Regions from separate parts of the Homo sapiens genome. Here region 1 is linked to region 2. Evidence: chromatin contacts called from ENCODE Hi-C or POLR2A ChIA-PET data. All regions are on one chromosome and are shown on one strand. The core of a region is the stretch at or near the end of the contact, and the rest is flanking DNA. Distances in the headings are between cores, read along the strand shown.

The links. A loop is a pair of places that touch in the nucleus more often than their neighbours do. ChIA-PET counts read pairs that join two places held with the same protein, here RNA polymerase II (POLR2A). Pooled maps may share reads with other maps.
Region 1: a map with no recorded cell type shows a loop between it and region 2 (4-fold over the local background). The contact joins the enhancer-like site here to the promoter of E2F8 in region 2. A Hi-C loop is called at or near these places in 7 of 37 single-sample maps with no recorded cell type and 4 of 50 pooled maps. POLR2A ChIA-PET finds 5 or more read pairs at or near these places in 1 of 52 experiments (GM12878).

What each region holds. Positions count from the first base shown.
Region 1 is chr11:18,762,974-18,767,071 of GRCh38, reverse strand. PTPN5 (protein tyrosine phosphatase non-receptor type 5) reads left to right here. Exons shown (of 15, transcript NM_006906.2): 3 at 1,189-1,265. Among named protein-coding and RNA genes, the nearest start is that of PTPN5, 27 kb to the left of the region's middle. Within about 2 kb of position 2,676, at least 3 of the 41 ENCODE cell types and tissues checked have a DNase peak (open chromatin) inside an H3K27ac peak, as active enhancers do.
Region 2 is chr11:19,238,509-19,242,544 of GRCh38, reverse strand. E2F8 (E2F transcription factor 8) reads left to right here and starts at 1,600. Exons shown (of 13, transcript NM_024680.4): 1 at 1,600-1,997; 2 at 2,315-2,438. The coding sequence starts at 2,424. All of the region lies in intron 1 of CSRP3-AS1 (CSRP3 and E2F8 antisense RNA 1), which reads right to left. RefSeq lists enhancers at 1-395, 601-710 and a silencer at 831-1,530.

The DNA of each region.
Region 1 (4,098 bases), core at 1,427-3,926, 480 kb after region 2:
GGCGTAAGCTAAAATGTGGGGATTTATTGGAAGGATCCACGGCCATCTTATGGTCTTGAAGGGCATATTGTCCAAGACTCAGTACAGATGGGAACAAGGCAGCTCTCAGGCCCTCAGCAGCAGGTCTTCTCTCCAGGGCACTGTGGCTACCATGATTCAGCACCAGCAAAATGCATCAGAATGCATTTTCAGTGTGCAAGGGAGAGGATCTGATTGACCCAGGCTGGTTTGTGTGTTCAGCCTTGGATCAGTCATCAGCTACTGCCAAGGGTCAGAGACATGAAAGGCAGACAAGGCCACTGGAGCCCACGCTGCATTTCAGGCCATTCCCAGGGTAGGGGACCCCCTGTGAGTCAAGTGGTTGCCCTCAAGATATGTCTACTCTCAAGATGCTTCATGGGGTCTAGCTGATCTCCAGCAACATTTTTCCAGCTTGCCAGGTAAAGGAGAAAAACTAGACCCCCATACTCTCCTATAAGGTGCCCTAATAGGCTAGAAAGAGGGTTCTCTGATTTCAGGAAGGAAACATTTAGACTATACAAAACATGTATGTAACTACTTTTTCTAGCTATTCTGGAGAAGAGTTCTGCATACCACTTTTCACTGCCTGGGGCAGAGGGGACTTGCATATCTTGGAGAGCTGGACACAGGATTGTGGGTTACTCAGAGCCCTCTTCTTGTCCACCCATGGTTCAAAACTACTGGAACTAGGAGACAGAATGGCACAACAGCGAGAGCATGAGCCTGGAGTCCTAGGTCATAATTTCAAACTCATCTCTATTCTATTGAGCTGTGTGACCTTGGGCAAGTTACTTAACCTCTCTGAGCCTGTTTAATGATCCCTCATTCATGAGGTCATGGTGAGGATTTAATGTGATAAAGTTTGCAAAGTGCTTGCGTATAGTAAATCCTCCTACTGTAGAGGTGATGATGATGGTGATGATGATGATGATGGTTGTGATGATACTGCTGCCACTGATTCCACAAGGAAGACACCTGCAAAATTCTGCTCCTGCCTCTGCAGCTTGACCCCTCAACAGGCTGGTATTTTCCTCAGGTCCCTTTGATGGGGTGGGGTTATTCAAAGGGATACAGAATACAGGAGAGGGAGCCTTCTTATCTTTGCTCAGGGTTTTTGTCTTGATCCTGGCTCAACAGCATATTCTTACCTTTTCCATCCTGCTGCAGGAGTGAGAGAGAGAACCACGCTGCTGATGACTCCGAGGGAGGGGCCCTGGACATGTGCTGCAGTGAGAGGCTACCGGGTGAGTCTTCTCAGCACCCAGCTCCTCCCAGACCTCAGAATGGAGAGACAATGCCCCGGCTGAAGCTGGGGCTGGAGTAAAGCCTAGCTAGCTGTGAACTTGCGCAAGAATATCCATGCAGCTGCTCCATAGCTCTTCGTTTAAATGGGGACTTGTTTTTCTAATCCCTGATGCCTTCTGACCTGTTATCACTTGGAGCTGCTCTAGGCTCACATGGAGGGAAGAGCAGGCAATTGAAGGTGTGCTAGGAAGTGAAAAGAAGGACGAAGAGCTGAGGAGTACAGGGCTCCTAGGGAATGACCACTGACCATTCAGGGCTGGGCTGACTTCAAGAGGTAAGGGTAGGAAGCAAAACCTGAAGGCAGCATGAGCCAAGGATGGGGTGGGGGATGTGGAGAACTACCTGACCTCCCTGTTGAGAAGCCCGGCTTGAGGGTGAAACTGTGCTGCTTGAGTCCAGTTGACCACAGTTGCAGGGAGCCAAGCCATTGCAGCCACCGTGGAGATATTACCAAGGCACTCTTGCCCACAGGGTGGCAGCTCGTCCCAGTTGTAGCCCCATGACCCACGCCATGATAAACAGCCTCAGAAGGAAGAAAAAGAAGGGGTGGGGGGAGAGTTTTACATTTTTTTATAAGTTTTTATTGTTCTTTTCCTTCTTATAACAAAAGGTTAACTGTCAAAATATTAGAAAATAAATACAAATAAAAAAAGAAAAATCGCCATAATCCTGTAACATAGCATATATTTTCATATCTCTCCTTCTGAACATTTTGTTAGAAGACAAGTCTTTTGGGCCAGGTGCGGTGGCTCATGCCTGTAATCCCAGCACTTTGGGAGGCCAAGGCGGGCAGATCACGAGGTCAGGAGATCGAGACCATCCTGGCTAACATGGTGAAACTCCGTCTCTACTAAAAATACAAAAAATTAGCCAGGCGTGGTGGCGGGCGCCTGTAGTCCCAGCTACTTGGGAGGCTGAGGCAGGAGGATGGCGTGAACCCAGAGGGCAGAGCTTGCAGTGAGCCGAGATCGCGCCACTGCACTCCAGCCTGGGCGACAGAGTAAGACTCCGTCTCCAAAAAAACAAAACAAAACAAAACAAAACAAAGACAAGTCTTTTGAACTCTAACGTTGAAATTCCAAACCTGTAGCTTTTCAGAGACCTCATGATTGGCAAGGAACCTTAGAATGGAGTCTTCACGTGATACTCTTTAAGATAGACATTGGAAACAACCAGGTATGAGTCTAAAGCGATGACTCTTCAAAATAAGTGGTATTTTATTCACACCACACTCAGTGCCCCAGCTCCTGAGGAAGCCCTTTGATGCAGTTCATACCTTAACCAGTAGGGGGTGCCATTGCTCAAAACACTTGGGACAGCCTGTTGAGACGGTCTAAGATGGGACCGTCTGTCTAGAAGAGAATTCTCTGAAAAGATGTGAGAACTTCCTGAATATCTGAATGGCTGTCTTGCGGAAGGGGCAGCAGATCTATTCTGTGTATCTTAGGATGACGTAAGCCCAAGGCATTGAAATTAAAAACAGGCCTTTGGCCCATAGACGCAGAACTCTCTGACTCTAAAAGTGGTCCAGTCATAGAACTCAATAATTCCAGAGGAAGAAATGCGTGTTCCGTCACAGGAGGCATTCAAGTACTAGATAGATAGACAATGGAGAGGAAATTTCCACAATGGATGGGAGGTCCAGATGACATCAGAAGTCCCCTTCAACTATTAAACAGTTCTGTGATTCAGATATGAGTCATAGAATTCGGAGATGACTCTACAATCAGGGATGGCACCACTGACTAGAAGAAATCTGCAGAAAATAGGACAGGATGAATAGGAGTCCAGAGAGTAGCACGGTGTGGAGGAAGAAAGAGCATGGGATTTGGCGTTTGAGTCCGCCTGTTCTGCTTCAGGCTGTGTGTTTATGCACAAGTCACTTAACCTTGCTGGAGCTCCAGTCCCTCATCTGTGAGCAGAAACAATAGCAATATGAATATTTATCCTCACAAGTGTCCTGGGGGAATAAATAAATGTAACCACTCAGTCATTCACTCAAGTACTTATTGAGCACCTACTAGGTCTCAGGTACTAGGTGCTAGATATATAGAGGTAAATAAAACAGACATAGTCCCTTCCCTAAGGAAAGTTCATGGACAACTTCAGCTCTGAGCTGCTTCTGCAAAATGGGATGAAGCCGCAGCAGAGAGGCTGCAGTAATAAGCATAATAGGTTAAATCCCAATGTTCTCTCCCATTTCTCCCCAAAAGCAAGCAACCAGTGTAGAATAGAAGAGTTTTGGTCATGGAATATCCTAGGAAATCAGTGTCATTTGCTACCCCTTCTTACAGATGAGAGGACCAAGGCCCAGGGAGCTTAGGCAGTCTGTCCAAGGTCACTTAGCTGGTAGAGGGAGGATTCACTCCAGGCAGTCTCTCTCAGTAGCCCGTGTCGTCACCGCTACCTTGTTCTGCCTCTGTTGTCCCCATGGAGCCACTGTCATCTTCTGGCACCCTGTGGACTGAGGCAGAAAGAGTTTAGGTGCGTTTGTTCCAGACAGGAGTTTGGAGGAGGTAGACAACGTCCCTGTGCCTGTCCCTATCTGTGTCCTTCCTCTGGGAAGTCCTGCTTGCAGAGGCCGAGCAAGTTGTGTGACCCTCTAGACTCCCACGATGCTGTCCTGATAGGGGATTGCAGTAATTATTTGCCTCCTCCATGGGGTCATGAGCTCTCTGAAGGCAAGGACCTCTCTGTTTCATTTCTGCATCCTCCATGTCCAGCATGTATTCACTCATTTCTTCATTCTGTCACTACTGATTGAGCACCTAC
Region 2 (4,036 bases), core at 351-2,850:
TACAGAGGAGGACGAGCCAAACCGAGTCCAGATCGAGAGACCGGCGCCCAGATCTCGGCGCGGTTGGGCAACACTCAGCACCAGTCCGCAGAAAAGTCTAAGGCAGAGGAGAGCAAAGGGAGCCAACGCGGGCGCAAATGATCCAGGTGCAGCCGAGGCAGCGCCGCCGCCCCGGGCCTCGGTGTCCCGTTCTGCAAAGTGAGGACGAAGGATCGAAGTGTCTCCCCGACCCTGCTAGGGCTCTACAGGGAACCAGGCTAAAGCTGCCTGAGGCTCGGAGACCGGAAAAAGAGGGAAAGACAACAGGGAAGAGAAAGGGAGGAGTGGGTGGGAGACCCTGAGGAAAGACGGCGAGGACAGGGTTGGAGGGTTTTCCGCCTTCCTCCTCTTCCTCCTACACCTGAGTTCTCACCGCTGGGCCAAGGCCCAGAGCCCACGGAGCTTAGGCACCAGTAGCCAAGCTTCTCCCTCCTCGCGCCAGTTTCTGCGAGGCACGGGGCAGACGGTGGGCAGCACAATCATGCATGCCAGGGGTGCAAGGGGGAGAGGTCCGGCTGGAGTCCGAGGGCAGGTGAGCCGGCCTGGGGCTGGGCAGGGGTGAGATAGCCCCAAGCGGGGAATCGCAGGGCGCCTGCGGCCCAGCCCGCGAGCCCCGGACGGGCCAAATTTTATTCCCCAACTTTGAGCAAGGGGAGGGGGTGTATGCAAAAAAAAAAAAAAAGGAAAAAAAAGTTGCTGAACTTTTCCCCCAACTCTGCCGTAGAGGCGGGAGTGGAGGGCGGTGCCTGCACCGATTCGCCGGCGGCTACGGTCGGGAGGCTCGGATTGGCGCTCGGGGGCCGGGGCCGGGGCGAGCGGGCGTGGGGGAGGGGAGCGGCCCTCCCCGCCCGCGGTATCGGCTCGCGCCGGGAGCGGGTTAATTTCAAATCGGGGGCTTGGCTGCTCCTGGACGGTCACGCTCCCTCTGCCCGCCAGCCGGCCCGCCAGTCCCGGTCCCGGCGTCTCTCTCCGGCACCCACCTCGGCGCTGCGGAAAGACTGACTGCCAGGTACGCGGGCTCCCGGGCCTGAGAGGGGCAGCGGTGCTGACGAGTCCCGGCTCAGCCCCCGCCGGCTCCCGCCGTGAGGTGGACTGACAGGTCAGCGGGACGCAGAGGGGCGCGGCGCCCGGGCGACACGGCACCGGGAGAGGGCTCGGGAGGGTGGCGGCGGCGGCGGCGGCGGCCGTTTCCCGCCTCCCGCTTCGCCGGGGGCCGTGAGGGAGGAGCTGAGCTCCCGCGCAGAGGGGCGGGGGCGAACGAGGGGGAGGGGCGGGGTTGCCGTGGTTCCGGGCGCGGGTTTGCCCGCGCTCAGGCCCCGCGCAGCTAAGGGGAGGCGCCGGCCACGGTCCGACTTTCCGCGCCAAATTTTTAAATCGAAGGCGGAAGGTCCGGCCCCGCCCCTGGCGCCGTCGGCCAATCGCAGGCCCGCTTCCGGCCCTCTGATTGGTCGGGAATTGTTGTCCTGGAAACCACGATGATGCTGTCCGGGAACTGTCGGGACTGCGGCGGGCGGACAGGGCCTGGGGGAGGGGCCTTTGGCCGAAAGTTGGGGGAAGTGCACTGAGCGAGTGGCGGCCGGGGGACAGTACCTGCTTGCCTTATTGGGCAAATACAGCCTTCCAAGGTGGAGTCTAACGCCGTGGTGTGAACTGGCCACCCGAACAGGGAGTAAATAGTGCTTTGTATCTTTAAGGAAGCCCTTTTTTAAATTTAAAAAAAAAGTCTTAATTATAAGACTCTTTAAATGCCCAACTGCATACTTGGAGCTTTGGGACTGAATTTGGAACTTTCCTGTCAAGCGACCTCCCACGACTTTACTGCTGAGCCTGTGCACGTGTGTGTAAGGGGAGAAATCCAGGCATCTAGATGCAGACTTGTACCCAGTTACTTGGGGTCGCGTGCGCTCAGCTGGGACCTGGGCTCGTGCGCTTAGTCCGGAGCCCTGATCTGCGAACAGGTGGGTGCTTCCTAAAGTATTCGCTGGGGTCCGGAGAATGGCTCGCCTTTTCTACAGATGGGAGAGGGCTGTCACTAGAAATTCCGTGGGTTGCTTGAAGTCTTAGGACCGCCGATCCGTTTGCTGAAGGAATTTACTGGCATTTGTTGGCGTTCTCCGCTCAGTGGGGCGATCTCTGGTCGAGAATAAAATGTAAATCTAGTTTGTCATTTTTCGTTAGGCTTTGTTTCCGTAGCCTCTTGTCCGTGAAGGAATTTTCAACAGATCTTTTGGTTCTTGTTTTTCTCTAACTTTTTCTATTTCCTTTTTTCTTTAAGGATATTAAAACTTTTAGTACAATTGATTGGACTACTTGAACCATCGGGATTTGGGGAGGAACTCCAGATTTTTCATTTTTAAACTCTAAATGTATGAGGAATTTACAGAATGGAGAACGAAAAGGTACTTTATAACTTCAGTATTCATCATTGCAATTTTAAATTCAGTATCATCCTGATTTAACTCCATAATTTTTCCCTATCCAATGTGTTTTCTTAATGCCACAACCTTGGTTAGCCTCTGTAAAGACCTGGAAAAAATGAACCTTATCTTATAGTTTCAAAAATATATAGTTTAAAATATATACTAATTTAATTAATATAGTTTAAAAAATGAAAATTATCTTAAAAAGAAATTCAGTCTCCAATCATGTCAAATGCCCTTTCTGAATTCCAGTTGTTCAAGAATCCTCAGAAATGTTGTAATGAAACTAACAAATTTTATTATTCTTAAAAATACCTTTTCTCTCTTTATGTCTGAGACAGCTACCAAATCATTAAAAACTAGAAAGAGTGTAAAGGGGCAAACCTACCCCTCTTCAAAAATTCGTTAGTTTCATTACAACATTTCTGAGGATTCTTGAACAACTTGGAATTCAGAAAGGGCATTTGACATGTTTGGAGACTGAATTTCTTTTTAAGATAATTTTTTACCAAATTGGCAGCTTATTTATGGGGTCTGCAAAATGCTCTGTTTAGGGGGCAAACATTTTGTAAAATTACAAAAGAATTGTCTGTGGGGGGTGTCCAACTACTAATAGGTTTAAAAAAGTGAACTTACATGCATATTTCCTAATAGTTTTAGATGTTAGTCAAATAAGAGAATTACTATTGCTTCTGATAATCTGAGGCAAAGAAAAAGCCTATTGTCAGATCAGTACATCTCAGATGCACACACTGGCAAGGAGCTCCTGTTGGGTCCACCATACTGACTTCCATGTAAGAAGAGCACCATACTTGGAGTGAAAATATCTGTGTTCCACTCCTACGTGACCTCTCTCAGCCTGCATCTTCTCTTCTGCGAGCTAAGAATGCAGGATTCCATGAACATACAAACGGAAATGCACTTGATAAACCCAAGATGTCACAACATGTCCCATTTGTCCATGTTCTTAAAGTTATTTGGTCTGCCTATTATTTTACTTATTGCTGTTCCAAGCATTTTCTTTAAAATAGATAAAGATGGGAGTAGTGTGTGAAGTCCCTGGTGTCCAAAACTGGAAGGAACATAGTCTCCATTAGCCTTATTTATGAACTGCTGTTAATTTACCCTTTTGTCTCAGTGGCTATCCTGCTTCTGCCAGGATCTAGCTTTGTGGTCTTAGGTAGCTGTTAGGTTGATGCAAACATAATTGCTGTTTTTGCCATTACTTTCAGTAGCAAAAGCCACAATTACTTTTGCACCAACCTAATCATTTTACTTCTCTGGGCCCCATTTTCTCTATCTGTAAAATGAGGGAGTGGATGTTCAAAGAGCAGACTTTTCTGGTCAGAAATCCTGCTGTTGGACACTCTAGATTTCCCTGATAAATCTGACCATATGCTATCCCTCACTCTTGTCTCCTTGTCTCTCTGACTCTTCAGTGGTATTTTATTTAGCACCCACTGCATGCAGCCATTATGCTAGGTGGATAAGAATTTCTGCCCTGTAGGCCTTTACTTATTACAGTGCCATGAGTAAACAAAAGTCATTTCTAGAAGTTTGATCATTTAACATTGTCA